Regions from separate parts of the Homo sapiens genome. Here region 1 is linked to region 2. Evidence: read pairs that join two places in POLR2A ChIA-PET (ENCODE). Cell type or tissue: B cell. All regions are shown on one strand. Each heading gives the region's core, and the rest is flanking DNA. Links, peaks and the distances in the headings are about the cores only.

The links. Peaks named below come from ENCODE experiments on the same cell type or tissue, not always from the same donor. Only the 100,000 strongest peaks of a DNase experiment are listed, where the experiment ranks them.
Region 1: POLR2A ChIA-PET joins it to region 2 with 7 read pairs; 7 of 35 experiments call an interaction of 5 or more read pairs at or near these places.

What each region holds. Positions count from the first base shown.
Region 1 is chr2:33,528,500-33,532,900 of GRCh38, forward strand. All of the region lies in intron 10 of RASGRP3 (RAS guanyl releasing protein 3), which reads left to right. Among named protein-coding and RNA genes, the nearest start is that of RASGRP3-AS1, 39 kb to the right of the region's middle. RefSeq lists silencers at 2,221-2,340, 2,351-2,430. In B cell, for the core only: no CTCF peak of the experiment used is centred there; DNase peaks (open chromatin) are centred at 1,532, 2,412 and 3,333; H3K4me3 peaks cover 2,400 bases; H3K27ac peaks cover 4,000 bases.
Region 2 is chr2:33,586,734-33,591,134 of GRCh38, forward strand. It overlaps FAM98A (family with sequence similarity 98 member A), which reads right to left. Exons shown (of 8, transcript NM_015475.5): 4 at 1,602-1,786; 5 at 507-587. Among named protein-coding and RNA genes, the nearest start is that of FAM98A, 10 kb to the right of the region's middle. In B cell, for the core only: no CTCF peak of the experiment used is centred there; no DNase peak of the experiment used is centred there; H3K27ac peaks cover 505 bases.

The sequences.
Region 1 (4,401 bases), core at 325-4,324, 58 kb before region 2:
CCCTGTTTGGGTTTATAACACTGTAGCATCTGAAACTCAGCTGCAATACTGAATTAACTGTTTTCCTTGTATGGCTGTGGAAAATGAAACCAATAACTCCTCTTAATTTCTGAGAGCCTAAATCCCCTAGGTCTGCTGCATTGGAATAGGAGTGTGGTTTCTCGCCCTTCTCACAAACTGTTCCTAGACCATGTAATTGTTTACCAAAGAATAAACCCCTAAGTGTAGGCAATAATGCAGCTATACCCTTCAAATAAAGCAGAAGTGGCCAACACACAGAAACACAGATCTCTTAAAGTTGAGTTTTTGTGACAAATAGTAAATATACAGACTTTCTCTACTGGGGGCAGGGAACGCAACTCACAATAATCCAAGCACCTGCATTTATTAATGATTTGCCATGTAAATCTGTTTCCATGAATAAGTGATCAGAGTTGCAGCCCCAGTCAGACTGCAGACCTACAGCCACAGGTGATGTCTGCAGACCAGTCTCCATGTGGAGCCTAGGCTTCCAGTGTCTGTGTCCAAGCTGTCCACGATGTCAAGCATAACTTCAGAGAGCAGGTGCCTACCCTTGGGCAATTTCTCATAGAGCTAAAAGATAATAATGGGGTAGGGAAATTAATTTGAGTTATAAATGAAACAAGCAATGTTATGACAAAGAAATATTTAGAGGAATATTGAAGGATTTTCAATAAAATTTCAGGAGTACTGGCTGGGCGTGGTGGCTCAAGCCTGTAATTCCAGCACTTTGGGAGGCCAAGGCGGGCAGATCACAAGGTCAGGAGATCGAGACCATCCTGGCTAACACGGTGAAACGCCATCTCTACTAAAAATACAAAAAAATTAGCTTGGCGTGGTGGCAGGTGCCTGTAGTCCCAGCTATTTGGGAGGCTGAGGCAGAAGAATGGCGTGAATCCGGGAGGTGGAGCTTGCAGCGAGCCGAGATGGTGCCACTGCACTGGGCGACAGAGCGAGACTCCATCTCAAAAAAAAAAAAATTCAGGAGTACAAATGAAAAAAATCTGAACTCTAGAAATAAAGGCTAAGAAAAAAATTCCTTTTTGCTGGGGAGGAATCTTTCTCTCTCTGTCTCATATTGAAGGAAAACTTAGAAGCCATCAAGCACTGTATTTAGTAACTGCAGTGTTGGGTAGCATAGTGTAGTGGCAAAATCCTAGATGTGAGACCTTGCTTTCAGCCTTCCCTCAGCAGTTGCTTGGTTTTGTCTCCTTGCTAACAGCCTTGACTTTGGCTTTTTTTAAACAAGGGTTTTATGCTCATTTGTGAGGTCTTTTCCAGCTCTAAACTTCTAGGATTCTAGATGTAAGAACCAGTGGAGCCTTAAGAATAAGGAACCAAGAGTCAACTTGATTCTGTAGTACCAGCCCAATAGCTCATCACGATAGCACAATCCTGTGTATGAGTCACCAAACTTCCAGTCAAGATCCTTTCTCTGTCCCCACAGCCAAGAAGAAAGTTTAGTGCATAGCAGTATACATTCCTTCTTCCTGACTCCTGAGGATTAATCTCCTCAACATGAGGACTGAGGAGGCTTCCATCTTGTGGTCACTAGAGCCCAGCGGCCATTTTAGGAAGCACACACATATCTGGATTAGACCCATATGGCTGACCACAGCTGCCCCAATGCATGCGAAGGCATCCACATGCCAGCATTGGAAGGGGTGATTCATTTTGCCTCAGGACTCTAAATTTTCTCCTGAAGTGATTGTTTTCATCTAAACATGGCTCCAGCTGAGGTCGCCTGTATATGATGGACAGCCCTGGAGGACAGAAAAAGAGAACCCTTATGTTCATCAACAATTATGAAATGCCTACTCCGTGTGGTAGGCTGTAGGGCAGTGCTTTAACTTTCTGTAATAGTTAATTACAGTTTTCACAGCACTTTTCACATACGTTTCCTCAGTAAATTCTCACACATACCCTGCAATGCAGCCTGGGCAGGGCTGTGAGTGTAACATCACCCCTGCCCCTTCCTTTTTTTTTTTTTTTTTTTTTTTTAAACTAAAGAAGAAACTGAGATTTACAAAGGACAGGGAGCAAACTTCTGCATCCCAGCCTGGGCCGGGTTCCCCTCAAATGGACATTTGCTCTCTCATGTGGGCACACTGCTGACATCTCATTTATTTCACATCTGTAAAAATTAATTAATACTGCTCTCTCCTCCTCTTCATGATGTGCAGTAAAGGAAGTAATTACAGGACAAAATCTGTGAGGGTGGGGGCTATGTTTGTCATTTTTGTCATTGTATCCTTGGCCCCTTGAATACGGCACCAGGCCTGTTGAGGGAAGGAGGACCACGCCACCAAACTGTTGGGATTTGTATTGTTCCTTCCTTTCAGGGAATATCTGGAGAGGACATTTGCCTTACATCCCAATTCACGTAACCAGGAGTTTTAAAAGCTGATGTTTCTGTTGCGTGGGGTATGAAATAGTTTGAATCTTTTCATGGTATTTTTAGCCCTATCAGTTACTTTTACCATTTTGAGTACATGCAAATAACTGGAAAGCCCCTGTATTTTTAATTTTAGTCTCATTTTTAAAAAAGAAGAAGAAGAATAAGAAGAGTTTCAAAAATGGTGAGTAGAGGCAGTCTGATGTCCAGGTGTGTTTTATTTTATGATAAACAGTCAAGCCAATGTAGATCCTAATGAAGACTGAATCTGCAACCAACTTTGCTGAAAGGATAGGTTGGTAAATGCAACAACTTGAAACAGTGGATAAGAACATTTGTCAGAAAAAAACAGCCAGGCTCAAAATATGTTTGACAAGAGCAAATGTTCTTGAAATTCCATTGATGAGCAGCCCATATTATAAAAACGTTGTGCAGAAAGTAGAACAGATCACCCTTTGGGCAGGTCCGTAAAGCCCAGAGGAGATCTGAGAGAGGAAGTAGAATCGTGACTGGGAAAGAAGAGATGCTAGGAGTAACCCCGAGGGCAGCTTTACATTCACGGATAAGCACAGTGGCATTTGACTCGTGCATTGACTGGAAGCCAAACCCTGCATTTGTGACCTTCTAAACAAACCTTAGTCAGACACCCATTAGCTCATTTCATCTTCACCATCGTTCTTGGAGGCAGCTATTATTTATGATTCCCATTTCACAGATCAGGAGACTGAGACTCAGGAAGGTTAACTGCATGCCCAGGCTCACACTACTAATAAGCAGAGAGTGAGTATTTGGAGACTACCAAAACATTTCCATCGCTGAGCCAGTTATCCATTTGACACATGGAAATACCCAAGGGTGTTCTGGTTCTCTTGAGAGAGCATCTCCTTGCCTTACTGTGTGGCTTATTTGGATTCTTGGTTGGCTGTGGTAGTGCTTCTGTCATCTCATCTCCAGCAGATGCTGGTGCCAGTCATCACAGGACTTGGAAGCTGAGTCAGGAGGAAGGGAACATGCTCCTCCAAGTCTGCACTAACTCCTGATAACAGGGAATTCAGAAGGAAGGAGTCACTTGGTTTTCTCTCTTTATTTATGTAACCTTCACAGTGCGAGGCTTCAAGCTGGGACTCAGGGTACAGAGGTGCAAAAGACAGATGTGCTGCCCACTTTCATGAGGCTTAGAGCCTGGCACAGTTGTCTGTTGTGGGAATTACAAAATAGTAGGCAACTGCCCACGGCTGATGTATTTTATTTGGCCCATACGGAATCCTAAACTTTTGTCGTTGTTAGTTCCCAGTGTTTGAAAATTGGGATAGTTTATCTAAAACTCCAGATTTCTGGCTTCTCTTAACAAATCAGAAGACTTGGCAACTCAAGGTCCAACGTTAGGCTGACAGCAATTTGTCATCACTGAGCAGTGATGTTCATCACAAACCGCACCTCTCCCTGTGACTTCCCTAACAGAGAGTGGTGTCAGGTCCCACTTATCATCACACATTTTTTTTTATTGTGGCGCTAAGGGGAAAGATCCCTAAATAAATTACATCTGCAAAGACTCTGTTTTCCAAATAAGACGTTTCTATCAAAATGTACCTTTTACGCATCCTACTTGGCTCTTTTATATAATGGTATGGCTCCCAAAGGCATTTGTTTGTGACATGCGGATGTTTCCTTTCCTGTAAAAAGGCAGAGCCTGGGAGGTGGGAGTGATTACTGTTCAGGGGAAGGTGAATACGATGTCTCTTCTTTGTAAGCAGGATTGTCATGATCTTGAAATGATACTGGGGAGATTTTACAGTTAAGTCGGTTTTATTTTGTTTAGAAAAAAAACTTTGTGACAAAGTGCAGGTAAAAGAAACGTGACCTGATTATGAAGTCCTTAATTTAAATGTTATATTCAAGCAGCTGCTAGAACAGTGACTAGAACAATCCCTGACACATAGTAGATTACTGATAAATATTTGTTGAATGAATGATTTGAAAATGAA
Region 2 (4,401 bases), core at 92-4,091:
CAAAAGGGCAAAAACTACGTCTGTGTCATTCATAACTGAGATCCCGGCCATTTAACAGTCAAAAGTTCTTATTCCATATAATATACTAACAATTAATGAAATGATAGGTGACAAAAAGCTGATTCACAAAACATAATGAAGAGTATGTGAAGTACACAATTCTTATTTATCTTTCCCATAATTTACTGTGTGAAGCTCAGCCCAGTGAAGTTTTTGGCTTGAAGGCAATCCATTTGGCAACGAGAAACATGCACCATACTTAATTTCAGTTTACTTTTATCAGCTGTGTGAAATATTTACAAAGTATGAGAAAAGTGCTTCTAATCTTACACAAATAAAAATATTCTGCAGAAATCCTGAGATTCACAAAATGATTCTAAGGGTGTTCAACTAGAAAACTATGTATAAGAAAACATAATTTAAAAAGCACAAAATGTAAGTGTTGACATGAAAATCATAAACTCTATAGTTCTTTACAAAGTTTACTCAAGATGATTACTACTCACCCAGTGGGCTGGTCCCATTGGCTTCTTCAGTAAAGGCTTTCCCACATGATTAGGTGGAACTTTTGCTAATGTTTCCTTTAACTGACACAAAAACATAAATAAATGAATAAAAACTCTAAAAGTAAAACATCCTCATCTTCCCAATTCCCATCATATCTTGCCATCAAAAGAAGATTCCTGACAGAGGCAAAGGTGGAGGATGTTTTGAAATGCAAATGTAAAAGACCCACAAGATAAAGACACTCACTGGTCCCACTCCTCACGCCTACAGAAGTCCTTCATTGCACCTAGAACAGTGCCTGACAACAGTAGGCACTCAATGAACATTTGCTGAATGGATGAATGAACACACAGGAAAATATGGACTATGGATACACTGCTGCTCCCCTGTAGAGTTCAGCCAAATTTGTGCATCATGGTGCTGGTCTACCCCACAATGCAAATGTACCAATTCTTAAGAGTCCAGCAGATAAGCGTATAGGGAATAACTGTGCTTTAACAAATACCGTTCTCTTCTACTCATTTTTGTTAAAATTGCTTGTTCCTAATTAATTATATAGAAAATCTTAACTGATAATGTGTGGTATAAAAATAATTCTAATTTCTTTTCACATACTAGATTATGTTAGCAGTCAACAAATCTATTTTGTCAATTGAAGCATGAGGTTTGAAGTGACTGGATTAAAAAACAAAAATATTAATATCCTTTCTGTCCAGTCAATGGGGAGGAGGGTGGTAACATTTAGTGATAAAGAACTTAAATTGACTGTATCAAAGTTCAATGATAAAATAATTTTTAAAAGGACTGAAATCTTAATCCTTTTTACATTATATCTAGCTTACTTTAGCTTACAAACCAGTGTAAAGTTTCCTTTTTGAAAAAGAAACATGCTAACATGTTTTTAGGAAAATACTAAAATACTAATTTATCTTTAAGGCATCTAGGATTTAAAACCCAAAACTCATTTCGTAACAATTACTTAATAATATATGCACATTAGGTTCCCATTAAGAGAAATTAAATTAATTGCTTCATTTCAAACAAATGTAGGACTATGCCTTTAATACACTACAATTTGGTACTAAAGGTCTTACTTTTTTTTCAATCCCGCTGAAGAATTGGAACATAGTTATATTGGCTGGAGGTTTGGACATTCCTAGAGCAATACATATGCCTTTCAACTCTTGAAAGACCTCACTACCGCCTCCTTCTTGAGCTTTTTTTGGAGGAGCATTCACACAGAGCATTCTGGCAGCTTCTAGTTCTGAGATGAGGTATGCTGAAGTAAACAAAATAAGATTTCAAAATGAGATACAGCTATAGTTATAGTCATAAGTCTGGAGTCACAACTATATAGACCTATTGATATGTAACTGTTAAAGCTGCAAGAATGGATAAAAACAAGAAAGAAAAACTACTTTTACCTGCAAATGAAATAAGAAATAAACTGGTTATGTAATTCAGTTATTTAAGCGATATATAATGTTTAAATGTTAATTTTAAAATAAGCGATTCTCTTTGAAACCGAAGGATCGAGGTAAGTAACATCTAAAAATTTGGAATCTTGAATTCTGGTATTAAGGAACCTCCAGAACAGGGGTTGGCATCTGTTAAAAATTTTGCAAAAGAAGGCAGGTGACCAATTTTTAATGACAATTAATTTTTTTTTTTTAACTTCTCACTACTTGTGAGCATCAATGACACAACTACCTTGCTCTCTTGTCTCCCATTAATTAGGAGCCTGTCCAGAAGAGGTGTGAAACAACATTTATAAGAAGTCAAAGCTTAACTCACAGGAGAAGCAGGAAGGCACCCCAGAGCTCCTTTCCCATGGTCTCCAAATCTTATGTTGCCCTCTGGCTAATCAAAGAGAGCCCTCTTTCATCTATATTCTTCTCAGGACTCCCTTCCCCCTACTTTCCTCACCCCATTCCCTTCAAAACAACCATAAAACCTTCAAAGCACTTTTTGGCATGGTTCCCTTTGTGTCAGTATCATCCCCTTGTGTGCTGATTTCAGCCTGGTATAATGGGGGCTGCAATCTGTTTCAGGTAATTCAGTTGAAGGTATAAATATTCAATCTCATTCCTTTAACATTCCCAAGGACATTTCAATTTTTATAAAAGATGATTAAGAATCATTTGAATCTTAGGATTTCTGGTTATGTGACAAAGTGAGATTCTTCTGACAATATAACAAAACCAGTTTTGGGAAAAGATATTTTCAAGGCCCTCAGGTCCTATTAGAAGTAGAAAAAAGTCAACTTGTGTATCAAATTTCCTATACCCAAAATGTAATGCTAGAAGGACAGAGGCCATAATTTTGGCAAATCATTTCTGAAAGGCTGCCAACTCCTGTTCTAAAACAATAAATACAGCTAAGTTTCTGGAAAGGTCATTCTAAATGGATTTGACACTGTAAAATCTTAACATGTTCCATACAGCAAACTGTATTTATGAGTTAAAACGTCAAAACAGTAAAACCCCACTGTTAAGACAACAACCACTGTTTTTGTACATAAGGTTTCATTAGGACACTGCCACACTCACTCATTTATATATTGTCTATGGCTGCTTTCATGCTGTAACAGCAAAGGTATGTAGTTGTGACAGAGAACTTAGGGCCACAAAGCCAAAAATATTTACTATCTGGCCCTTTTAGAAAAAGTTTGCCAACTCTTGTTCTAGAAAATCATATACTATATGATTTAATATATTGGTTCTGTAAATTTGGGATAACATAGTTCAGGTATTCACAAAATTAGGTTACCAATATAATTATCATGAAAAAACTTTAATCGTAATCAGTATGTTCAAAGCACTGGGAAAGGCACTGAAGATAACATTTTTTAAAACATCAAAAAGATGACCTCTTCCGATAATCTAGTTAGGAATAAAGAGTATATGCAAAAATAAAAGATGAATAGTTCTTCATCTATTAGGAACTCAGACATCTTACTTAATTTACGTAAGGGCAACACTCTGAGAACCATAAAAGGCCAATGAAGAGCCAAACAGAGTCCTTAATCTGATACATGAGAGCTTTTCAGCCTCTCACTCAAAGGCTATTCTATTTTTCCAACAATTCTAATGAGGCTGGTTTGTTTTCCCCCCTAAAATACAATGTGATAAAAGATTCAAGTTAGTGAGGTAAGGGTGCTGGAAAAGTAAAATTATAGCATCCAGATGTGACAACTGATACTTCAAAAGATGAGAAATATTTACATAGACCAAGTCAAAAATGAGTACATGTAGGTAAATGCTAGAATGAAAGAGAGGTTACAAACTGGGGAGAATATTTTAGAAAGGGAGAATCGGCAGAAGCAAAGATAAAGAGGGAAACAGTGTGTATATATGTATGTATGAAGAATATAAAAAGTGAGTGACCTCTAGATGATTTAGTCATTTAATTGAAGAGCAAATAGTGGTATATTCTTGAAAAGCATTTGAGGTGATGATAGCAGATTAAAATAAAGTCTAGAATTATGACCCTGAGTCCAAAATAATGTTCACTGAAGTCTGCTTAAGAAACAGAAAAGTGTGAAAGGCATTTTATACTTACATTCAAGTGGTTTGTATAAGTATCAGTGCTAAAAAGGCCAAACTCTGAGCTCTTTGGAAGAATTAGCTATTCAGGGTCATTAGTAAGCATTCCACACAGCTATTATCTTCCTATGTAGATAACATATTCTAAGTGCCAAATATTGGTAAAGGATAAGCAATGCTATAAAGGAAGAATCAGCTGAGTATACTGCTATTGAATCAGTTACAGAAATTGTACAATATGAAGAATATTAAATGAATATGTAAGAACTACCAGCAGCAATATCAGTATCTAAAGCAACACCTAACCTTACGTGCACATTCCCACAATAACAATCATTTGACAGACAAA